Linked DNA regions of Homo sapiens: region 2 is linked to region 1. The links are chromatin contacts, found by Hi-C in ENCODE. All regions are on one chromosome and are shown on one strand. The core of a region is the stretch at or near the end of the contact, and the rest is flanking DNA. Distances in the headings are between cores, read along the strand shown.

Region 1 (5,478 bases), core at 68-2,567:
TTTCCCACATATCCCACTCCCAATGTACCAAAAAATGTATCTACCTAGTCAACAAATACTTCTCCCTCTTCATGCTTTCCAAGCCTTTCTTGGGGAGATCACAGCCTCCCTCTATTCACTTCTTAGTAATCCAATCATAGTATCCCAATTATGACCAATAAGATATGAGGGGGAAACCTGCTGGGAAGCTGTTGGGAATACTTTTGTTCATAAAAAATTGTTACATGGAAAAGATATCTTCTTTTGCTGAATATTTTTGTGTCTGCACGTGGTGTCCAGAACTGCAGCAGCAACCTTGTGATCCAGAAGACAGTTAGGAAAATCTGTTGGGATTTCGTAGTAGAATAATGGGGGAAAAAACTGAGTTTCAAATGATGTCTTTGAGTTGATAAATTATATCTGAAGCCTCCCTACACCTCTTGTTATGTGGCAGAATTATTCCTCATTGTTTAAATGAGTTGATATTAAGCTTTCAATTATTTAAATCTCAAAGCATCTTTACTGCTATAGTATATGTGAATGATATCCTCAATCATGGGGCCAGCTCATCTAGATTGCCAGGGTACTGCATTAACAGCTTCTACTTTGGACAGGTGTGTGTTAAAAAATGCTCAGCTTTGCTCTCATCGCCTCAAGGAAATCTTTCTCATCCTCTGCCTAACCTTCAACTCCATTTGGTTTGGATGTTTCTCCTCTGAGCTTTCATAATAACCTCTTTGGTTTTATTGTATTAATGTTGTTTCTGTCTTCCCACTAAGCTTTGAGTTCTTTAAGGACAGCAACTGTTTTAGTCATCTCAGTAGCTCCACTCTTAGAATTCAAAATGGAAAACAAAATAAGTAAGTTATTCACCAGATTGCTGTGACTCTTTTCATTAAGGTATTAAGTGGTGTGTATGTGTGTGTGTGTGTGTGTGTGCGCGTATGGACATCCACATATGTGTTCATATCATTTTTATTAGAATTTGGTACCTTTACTCACTCATATGCCTGCTGTATTTTCTTTTCCTATCTCATTCACATAAGGCAGCATCTCTCATAAATGTAAACCAAACCTAGTTGACATGAAACTCCTATGCCCCCAAGGAAGACTTAAAACTGCTTGGAGTATCTTTTCTTGCTGGAAGGACAATTTGAAGAGTGTGTGGGTCATTGAAAGCAGGAGAGGGATGCCTGTTCATTCTGCTGAAAGACTTCTCATTATGCTACTGGCCACAAGGTGTCCATCTCTCAGTAGGAAGAATGCATAGCTTCTGGAGAGTGTGTCTTCCACCACCCCCAGCTCAAGGGACTTTGAGAAGTTGTTTAAGGATTGTGTAGGTGGCTTGAGACTCTATCCAAAGGAATAGGAATGTGTGATCTATAATAGTTACTCAATGACTAAGCTACAAGCATCACAAGGCCTGCAGATGACTAATAATTATTCTCATTCTACAGGGTATGGTTTGCAAAACAAAGTAAGCAAGGCCTCTGCTCTTTTGTCCTGTGAGTCATTCCTGTAAAATGAGTACCCTGGGCTCCAGTGGTAAGGTGCAGAGAGTACCAGGAATACTAGCTGGTATTTTCCACTTTTCTCCCTGCCTGCTCTATCCACCTATCTCCCCTACAGTCGCAGTCCTTTTGGGGCCACACTTCCCCTTGAAAGCCTTGAGGGGAGGCTGTGCTGTGCTGGGGTTAAGAATCCGACTTTGACTTCTAACATAGAGGCTCACATCTGGACTCCCTCATTCCCAGATGTGTGGCTTGGGCAAAAGACTTAGCTTCTCTGAGCTCCAGTGGTTCTCATTCTTAGGTGGAGATAATGAAGTAAGTTATAGAATTGTTATGGAAACTAATGGATATAAAGTGCTTAGTATACTGCCTTGGTGCAGACTAAGAGCCCAAGAAATGGTAATTATTATTAAGATTAGCTAAAAGTTTTCCTCAGGCTGTCTGCAAAGAGTGAAATAGCTGTACAATTTAGGGACTTTTTTAAAAAAAAAAACTTCTCTAATCTTTTGTTTACTCATCTTAAAAACCAATTATAATAATCTTTACCTTGCAGTTTTGTAGGCGAAGTACAGCAGGACATGGCAAAGTGTATGGCATAATGTAGTTCCTTTACACATACATATTTTTTCTTTTTTCTTTTCATGGTGGATGGAAGATTCCTTTGGTGTGTTCAAATTCCTAAAGTAGCTCTTTCAGGCCTTTATGGTAGAAGGTGTTAGTTCTTCAGCACTAACCCCAGAAGACTGGTTTCCTAACACTGGCATATACACTGATGCTGGGTATTTATCTGCCTTGGAAGATAAAAGGGGTTTGGGGTTTCTGAAAATGGCAGAGGCCTGGGCACTGTTGACATGTATTACCCTGGATAGGGTGTGGCCAGGTGCAAACCCACAGAGGCCAGACCCTGGGCAGTACAATTTAGAAGTAACATAGACAAGGTGATGTCTACAGGGCTCATTCCCAAATGTTCTGGGCCAGGAACTATGATGGTGTGCTTATTTAAGTGTAGAGAGGAGGAGGAGCCCCTCACTAATGACATCCACTGGGCTTCCTGCCATTCTTCCCACTGTGGGCTCACAGATGAACTTTACTCGATTTCGACTAATAAATGATGTGGCATTTTTTGGATGCTAATGTGGAATAAGTTCAAATTGAGTATATCTATAAGCAACAAGTAAGGTAGGGCCTACTCAGAAAGGCTTAATAAATGATAGCTAATATTATTCTTATTCTCTCTCAAAGAGAGATAGGGTTTCAGGCACAAAACTTGAGTGTGGATTTTGGAGTCAGAAGCAAGAATATCATTGTTGGCTCCATCAGTTACTGTCTTTGTTCTCTTAGGCAAGTCGTTAAACCCTCCCTTTGCTCATCTATATGGTTCAGATGTTAAGAGTCTCTTTCACAGAGTGTGGTTGGTCATAAGAGTTAAATGATGGAATCAAGTCTAGCTTGTATAATTGATTGATAGTTGTTATTATTAACACTACCATGATTGTATAGTAGCTGTTGAGGGAAGCTTTGTGCTTTTCACATTACAGTTCCTGAAGATCAGTGTAGAAAGGTAAGAGTTCAAGACCATCAATTCCAACTCTATTGTGCTTATTAACATTCACTCTAGAGGATTCTGGGATGCTTTACAGTGAATATGTAGGCTTAGAAAAACATCTTTTGATAATAGCCATGCATTTTCATGTTGATGGTCCTGACATTAAAAGCTCTGCATGGTTGGAAATGACCAAGGACAAAGGTAGGGTGATAGGATATTTTGAAAAACTTTCAAGGCAATAGTTTTTTCTTTGGGAGTAGTGTTAGAGTGGAAAAAAAAGAGTAAAAATTTTGGGAACATGGAAATATTGCAATTTCATCTATAATGCCCTTTGGAGATATAAATTAACTTTATTCTTTTAGCAAAATAAATCATTTGTCATAAACTTTTTTTTTTCCCTTTAAAGATCTAAAGACCTGGTGTGGGATGAAGAGAGAAACCTCTAAACATTTGGAGGATGTTTTTCTTTACTGCTTTTCGGAAGTTATTGAGAGTAAAAACAAATCTTCTTTAAAATCACCTGCCACATTTTGTTTTGGGAGACTCTTCGTCCTGGATTTAGTGCAGACTAATATTACACCTCTTTTTTTGTTTTCTTTACAGTTCAATTCAATTCAGTATATTTTATTTCCATTTAATTCAGTGTAGCTTAATTAATTTATTATCATTGACTATGTGTTTGTACCTAGTCTTAACCAAATGGGGAAAGAAAAGAAACAAGTGGCAGAACCTCATATTTCCCTGGGAATTCTGAGTGCTTATGTAAACCAAGAGAACCTCAGTTACAAGTGGGTAACACTGAGGTTCTCTCAGTTTACATAAACACTCAGAATGCCCAGGGAAAACCCTACAAATGCAGGTGGGAAGGGCCCAAGTGCATAATTCTGCCATTCTTACTCCACTTGATATTCTCATTTATTCTCTAATAGGTTTTCAAAGAAAGAGAAAATTGAAGGCCTAGAAGAAAATTGAGTGTCATGGAAAAATGTTGCAATCTATTTTTAAGTGAAAGCAGTCAGGTTGTAGATCTATATATATAGTATGATCCAAATTTTGTATGTGTGAAGGAGAATAGTAAACATAACTTATTCTATCTTCTCAGATTTGACTCCAGTGCCCAAACTAAACAATAAGTGCCCAAATCTTCTCATTTTCTAAAATGATGTGCTAAGCCATCAATTAAGCATTTGCAAGGAAGACATCACAGAGCTGGTTGTCTCAGCATCAGCTCATCACCCACCTCAATATAAAGGATGCTGAGAATTGATAGGAGATTGGATATCTGGGAAAATGACCTGGGGAGAATTACTGGAGGCAAATACTTCCTTCTCACTTCAGTATAAGCAAAGTGTCCCAGTCAGCTATCACCATAATAATGCTGTGTAACAATCTCATAATCTTATTGTTATTAAAATAAACATTTATTTTCATGAAGTTGCAGGCAGGCTGCAGTTTGGAAGATCTAAGCTGAGCTCCTCTTGGCAGCTCTATTTCAGACTGTGGTTTTGTCAGTCTTGTTCCTAGATGCAGATTGGGTTTCAGTCTGTTCCCTGTGTCTTGTTTTTCTGCAACCAGTGGTTGCCCAGGACATGGTGGGATAAATACAAGAATTAGCTGAAAGATGTAGTGTCTCTTAAGATCTTGGCTCAGAATTGGCACAGTGTTGCTTCTTTCTGTAATTGATTAGCCAAAACAAGTCAGATGGCTTGCTCTACATCAATGAGACTGGAAAAATAAACTCTACCATGTGGGGAAGATGTATTTACTAAACAACAATTTGCCAAAGAAAACTAACTGTAGAACTTAATATGTTTCTGTTGGTATTTGGGGAACATAAGCACCAGTAGCTGATCTTGGATTGAAAATGTTTATAGAGGACTATGTTGAGAAGTTATGATAGTTGCAGAATTTAGTTAGCCTAAGATTTATGTGTGTTCCTGGTATGCCAGGAGTGAACTTTATGGAAGGGAGCTAGTTATAGGCTGCACTGTAAAAGTTTTCTAAGAGGATGCTACCTGGAGAGATGAAGTGACCAAATGAGATAATGTGTAAGTAGAAAGGAAGGCAGGGCCTGAAAGACTGTTGTGCATGACCAGCTACTGCAAGCACTGAAGCAGCAGGAATTGGTTCTTCTTTATCAAGAAATATTTATAAATTTAAAGAGTATCTTTATTGGATGCTCTTTATAATTGAGTATCCATTAGGGCTCAATCAGAGAAGCAGAACCACTATGAGTAGGAATTAGATCTTACACTGTTATGGGAGCTGGTGGGAATGTCATGCAAGACTAGTGGTCTGTGTCTGATGTTGAGCCTGAAGTCACTATAGGTCACCCAAGCCAGCAGCTGAGAGGGGAGATGGACAGGTATTTGGGAGAACAAGGGAAACCCATGAGAGGTACTGGATTCCACCATAACAAGCTGAAGCATTTGTCTGTCTCCC
Region 2 (5,590 bases), core at 666-3,165, 820 kb after region 1:
TATCACACACTGAGGCCTGTCGGGGGCTGGGGGGCAAGGGGAAGGATAGCATTAGGAGAAATATCTAATGTAGATTACGATGGGTGCAGCAAACCAACATGGCACATGTATACCTATGTAACAAACCTGCACATTCTGCACATGTATCCCAGAACTTAAAGTATTAAAAAAAAAAAAAAAAAAAAAAAAAAGATGTTCAGCTTGGTTCTATACCTTTGGGTTTATGCATTTGTTATTTTTTTCTATCTGAAATTTACTCCACCAAGACCTTCACTTGGCTGGCACCCTTATATCATGTCTCGGCTCAAATGCCCCCACTTAACTGACTATCCAATTTGTCCCCCACCCCCATGCCATGAGGTGCTAACAAAAAACTCACTTTTATTTCATCATAGCTATTGTCATGATCTGAAATTGTCATGTTTATTTCTTTGCATTTGTTTTTATTGTGTGCATTGCCCTACCAAGTTTCTAAATCACATTAGGAAAAGCATTTTACTGCCTTATCTACCCTTTATCCCAACACTTAGCACAATGTCTTCCAAAGGGCAGTGGCTCAATAAGTGAATATCCTGATCATACAAAAGGAAACTATAAGAAATGTTGATTGTTCAGATTTCCCAGACAACTTATCAATCTATAGTGCCCCACTCCAGTCAGAGTACCACCTTCTTCAAAGCCTTCAGTGCTGATGCCTAACTCCTATCCACAGGGCTGGTCTGGACCAGAAATCTGTACCCTGACAGTGCTTCACCTATTTGCAGAGACAGAACTACATTTTTCAGAGTCTAAGTCTTTCAGTCTAATATTTCAGCAAAATATTTTAACACCAATTCTGGCCCTATACATTTATCAAAACTGTTCAGCCCCTTCAAATTCTCTTCTCCCAGGAGAGGTGCTGCAATGCTCCCAATATGGTTTGAATGTTTTCTTGTGTTCTCCCAAGAGTCACATGTTGAAATCTGAGCCCCCAAGGTAATGATATTAGAAGAAAGGATTAAGTCATGAGGATCAAATCCTCATTATTGGGATTAGTGCTATTATAAAAGATGCCCAAGAAAGATCCTTGCTTTTTCCATCATGTGAGGACACAACAAGAAGTCGGCTTTCTGCAAGCCAGGAAACAAGCCCTCACCAGGAAAGATATTGATTGGCATCTTAATCTTGGATTTCCCAGTCTCCAGAACTGTGAGAAATAAATTTCTGTTGTATATAAACTACCCAGTCTATGATATTTTTATTGCAACTCAAACCAACTAAGAAACCCCCTCATTCTTCTTAATCACCAAATAAATAGATGTTAGGTCAAGAAAATATACAAACACACACACCTGTTAGGGGTAAGCATCAATTTTCAAACACAATACAATCTGAATCCATCCTAAGTAGAGGAATAAAAATATTCCTGGGAGCAGGAATATTTTCACAATTGTTATTGCTCATATTGATCATATCATCTTTCAACATTAGAAGAGCAATGGCCATTTCCCTTCAGACTCTGTCCTGTATCACTGGTGATGTATGAGAAACAAGGTGCAGTACAGAACCATCTACTCCCACTGGTCAACTCTTAACTACCAACAGGCCAGTAGAACATTTTACATTATTTTAATTTTGTTCGTTTACTCTTTGGTCCAAGTCACTTCTCTGGTAGATTGTCTTTTTGAGATTCCTAGACACAGAAGAAAGGCTGTGTAAGAATCCATCTGTAATTCTTGGAAAAGTAAGACAGTCATTTTTCCAGGGAGGGTCTTTCTCTCAGGTACAGATAACAGCTAAACAGAATGTTTTAGCTCCTTGGAGAAGAGGCCACTGACACAGCCCACGTGTGACAGGTGGATGAGGCAGAAATGAGAGAAGGTTTCCCAGGCAGGTGATCTAAGAGCCAGCTCTAAATAGTTTATAAGCAAAGAAGATAATTTCAGGCAGAATCTGCATGAGCAAAAGTCTGAAGGCAAGTCATAGCATGAAACAACCCGAGAACCCAGGGAATTTCATGCAGGTGAAGCACAAAGAGGCATAAGAGAAGAGTGGTAATAGATGTGTCTGAAGTGGAAACAACAACAACAAAAAAAGCACCTATCATAAATAACGTAGTAAGTAGTATAAGAAATCCAAACACTTCTCTGAAAACAAAGCAAAAGAGTGACAGGTTTTAAGCAGAGAATGGAACTTGGATTTCAGGATTTTGTTTTAGCACTAGAGTTTGCTTCGACCCTATGTGCCCCTCCCGTTGCTCTCTCCCCTCCCATTGCTGGCCTATACCTGAGCGCTGAGTCATTGCCAGGTGCTAGGACTTCTAAGAACATCAACCACAAATCATTACCTGAGAAACAGGCTTATGTTTTTGTTTTGTGGTTTTTTTTTTTTTCATTTTACAATGGAAGAGACCTAACTGAAGTTCCTAGTAATTAAAATAAGCAAATGCTACTTATGTAATGGATTATTAATTATCCTGCCTGTGCTTCTGAATGTCTTGTTTGAATAGATCTTGATATTTAGAGGGGAATTTTGGTGTCAGAGGTGCCTATCTTCTGCGTCATGCATGACTGTTGATCCTTTTCCAAAACAAATTCAAGTCTGCTGACTAATATTTAGATGATAAACTTGACATTTCCATTTCTTAGGTTATTAATCATGTGCTGTATCCCAACTGAGGTTTGCTTTAAAAAGTCCTCTCATATTATCTACACTTTCTCTTCAAGCATTATAGAAAATGTATCTGTGTGGAATGGGAGAAAATTTTTGCAACCTACTCCTCTGACAAAGGGCTAATATTCAGAATCTACAATGAACTCAAACAAATTTACAAGAAAAAAACAAACAACCCCATCAAAAAGTGGGCAAAGGATATGAATAGACACTTCTCAAAAGAAGACATTTATGCAGCCAAAAAACACAGGAAAAAATGCTCATCATCACTGACCATCAGAGAAATGCAAATCAAAACCACAATGAGAACCATCTCACACCAGTTAGAATGGTGATCATTAAACAGTCAGGAAACAACAGGTGCTGGAGAGGATGTGGAGAAATAGGAACACTTTTACACTGTTGGTGGGACTGTAAACTAGTTCAACCATTGTGGAAGTCAGTGTGGCGATTCCTCAGGGATGTAGAACTAGAAATACCATTTGACCCAGCCATCCCATTACTGGGTATATACCCAAAGGACTATAAATCATGCTGCTATAAAGACACATGCACACGTATGTTTATTGCGGCATTATTCACAATAGCAAAGACTTGGAACCAACCCAAATGTCCAACAATGATAGACAGGGTTAAGAAAATGTGGCACATATACACCATGGAATACTATGCAGCCATAAAAAATGATGAGTTCATGTCCTTTGTGGGGACATGGATGAAGCTGGAAACCATCATTCTCAGTAAACTATCGCAAGGACAAAAAACCAAACACTGCATGTTCTCACTCATAGGTGGGAATTGAACAATGAGAACACATGGACACAGGAAGGGGAACATCACACACTGGGGACTGTTGTGGGGGAGGGGGAGGGGGGAGGGATAGCATTAGGTGATATACCTAATGCTAAATGATGAGTTAATGGGTGCAGCACACCAACATGGCACATGTATATATATGTAACTAACCTGCACGTTGTGCACATGTACCCTAAAACTTGAAGTGCAATAATAATTAAAAAATAAATAAATAATAAAAAAAAAAGAAAATGTATCTGTGTGTTGAACCAGCTTCTTTCCCAATAATGTTCCCAGCAAGCCAGGTAAGGAAAGAAGCAATGTTTAATTATGTTAACCTGTCTCCATTCGCAACACAATTAAAATACATTACTGTTGTACAGAGCATGTGAAAATAGTGATAAAGAGTAATTAGACCATGTGGTATTTGACGTTCTGTTTCTGAGTTATTTCACTTAAGATAAAAATGGACTCCGGTTTCATCCATGTTGCTGCAAAAGTCAAATAACACATGTTCTCACTTATAAGTGGGAATCAAAATAAAGTGTACACATGGACACAGATCATGGAATAATAGACTGGAGACTTGGAAAGGTGGGAGGCTGGGAGGTGGGTGAGGGATGAGAAATTATTTAATGGGTACAATGTATACTATTTGGGTGATGGTTATACCAAAATCCCAGACTTCACCACTATCCACTATGCAATATATCCATGTAACAAATCTGCATTTGTATCCCATAAATGTATATATATTTTTAAAAAGAATAATTAGAATATTAATTTCTAAACTCGGAGACCCCCCATGTAGAGGAATGAGCATCAAACCCGGGATCAAAGACCTCCATTTGGACCCAGCTCTGCTCCTGGGTGTGTTTCCTGCCTTAGACAAGCTACTTCACATTTCTGAGCTCTTCACAAGCTGCATTAACGGGGTAAATATGAGACTTTCCATCAAGATTAAAAGCAGGCAGCCTGGTTAAGAGGTAATGCTGTTATTCTTACCATCAATACCATTACACTACTGTGTGTGTGTGTGTGTGTGTGTGTTTAAGAATGATTATTGGGGGCCGATTTTTAGAGCGCTTTTATTGTAAGCAGAAGTTTGGGGTTTGTTGATTTGATTTTGCCTTTAGTAGGCAAGAGTACTGCATTGGGAGCCAGACAGACAGGACTCACACTCACCAGCTGTGTGTCCTCAGCAAAGTCAGTTAATCTCACTTACCCTCTATTTTCTCCTGGGTAAAATGAGTATAATGATACTCTCTACCCCAAAGAGCTGTTACTGTGATTAAGAAGTCTCTGCAGTGTTTGACCTGTGCTAATGCTTTGCTGATGCAATACCTCTCTGAACCCTATGGAAAAGTTTTGCTGGCATTTTCCATTGGAACAAAGGAGTTACCTTCAAGAAAGGTCATCAGGATCAGAGAAGATGGGCAGTGACTTCATCCTTTCTGGGGAGCTTTCTCTGACCCTCCATTTGTTCATTAAAGCATTGCCTCAGCTTGCTGAGCTGCCCTGAGTGTAGGACTGTCTACACTGGGTTGCAATCTCCTGTTTGCTGGGTCATTTTCACAACTGTACTGAAAATTTTTAATCAAAATAATTGTATTTAAATCTCCATTCTCCCTTCAAGGCCATCCACATTTTCTAGAACATGTCCATAAATAGCTGACTAAGATAAAATTGAAGAAATAAGCTACAATAAAATTCTTATGACTCTATATGGGCTATAAGAAATCATCAGGATGTGTAATTATACATTTATTTCAAACAACTTTTTTTCAAGCCTAACTATCTATTAGACATCTTTGTGGATTTTAAACTGTTTATTGAAGTGGAGTTCATAAGCAATGAGAAGGAATCTTATAGCATATGAAAATCAGAATAGATATTTCAAAAAGAGTTGTGGACGCTCAGGAACTGGACACGTGAGAAAAAGAACCAACTTTGAGCCTTTATAATAAAGAAATGGAATGAAGTCCTCTTTGGATACAGGGAAAGAGAATACTAGAAACAGTGCATCTGGGCTACAAGAAGGCCTTGAACACCAGTCTAAAAATTTGACCATAATCAAAAAGGAGCAACTGCAGATTCCTGAGCAAACGAATAGCAGAGTAGAAGACGCCACACTTCACAGCTT

Evidence for each region. Hi-C counts contacts between places; a loop is a spot of excess contacts on that map.
Region 2: a loop to region 1 is called in a map of PC-9, with 7 times the contacts of the local background. The contact joins two enhancer-like sites. A Hi-C loop is called at or near these places in 2 of 168 maps with a recorded cell type or tissue (PC-9 and mammary epithelial cell).

The regions. Positions count from the first base shown.
Region 1 is chr4:13,906,119-13,911,596 of GRCh38, forward strand. The region is part of intron 3 of LINC01182 (long intergenic non-protein coding RNA 1182); the gene reads left to right. All of the region lies in intron 3 of LOC107986182 (a long non-coding RNA gene), which reads left to right. Among named protein-coding and RNA genes, the nearest start is that of LINC01085, 200 kb to the right of the region's middle. RefSeq lists enhancers at 1-153, 848-2,047. Within about 2 kb of position 1,318, at least 7 of the 41 ENCODE cell types and tissues checked have a DNase peak (open chromatin) inside an H3K27ac peak, as active enhancers do; they include PC-9 and mammary epithelial cell, where a contact is called at or near this core.
Region 2 is chr4:14,724,681-14,730,270 of GRCh38, forward strand. The region is part of intron 2 of LINC00504 (long intergenic non-protein coding RNA 504); the gene reads right to left. Among named protein-coding and RNA genes, the nearest start is that of LINC00504, 160 kb to the right of the region's middle. Within about 2 kb of position 1,916, at least 3 of the 41 ENCODE cell types and tissues checked have a DNase peak (open chromatin) inside an H3K27ac peak, as active enhancers do; they include PC-9 and mammary epithelial cell, where a contact is called at or near this core.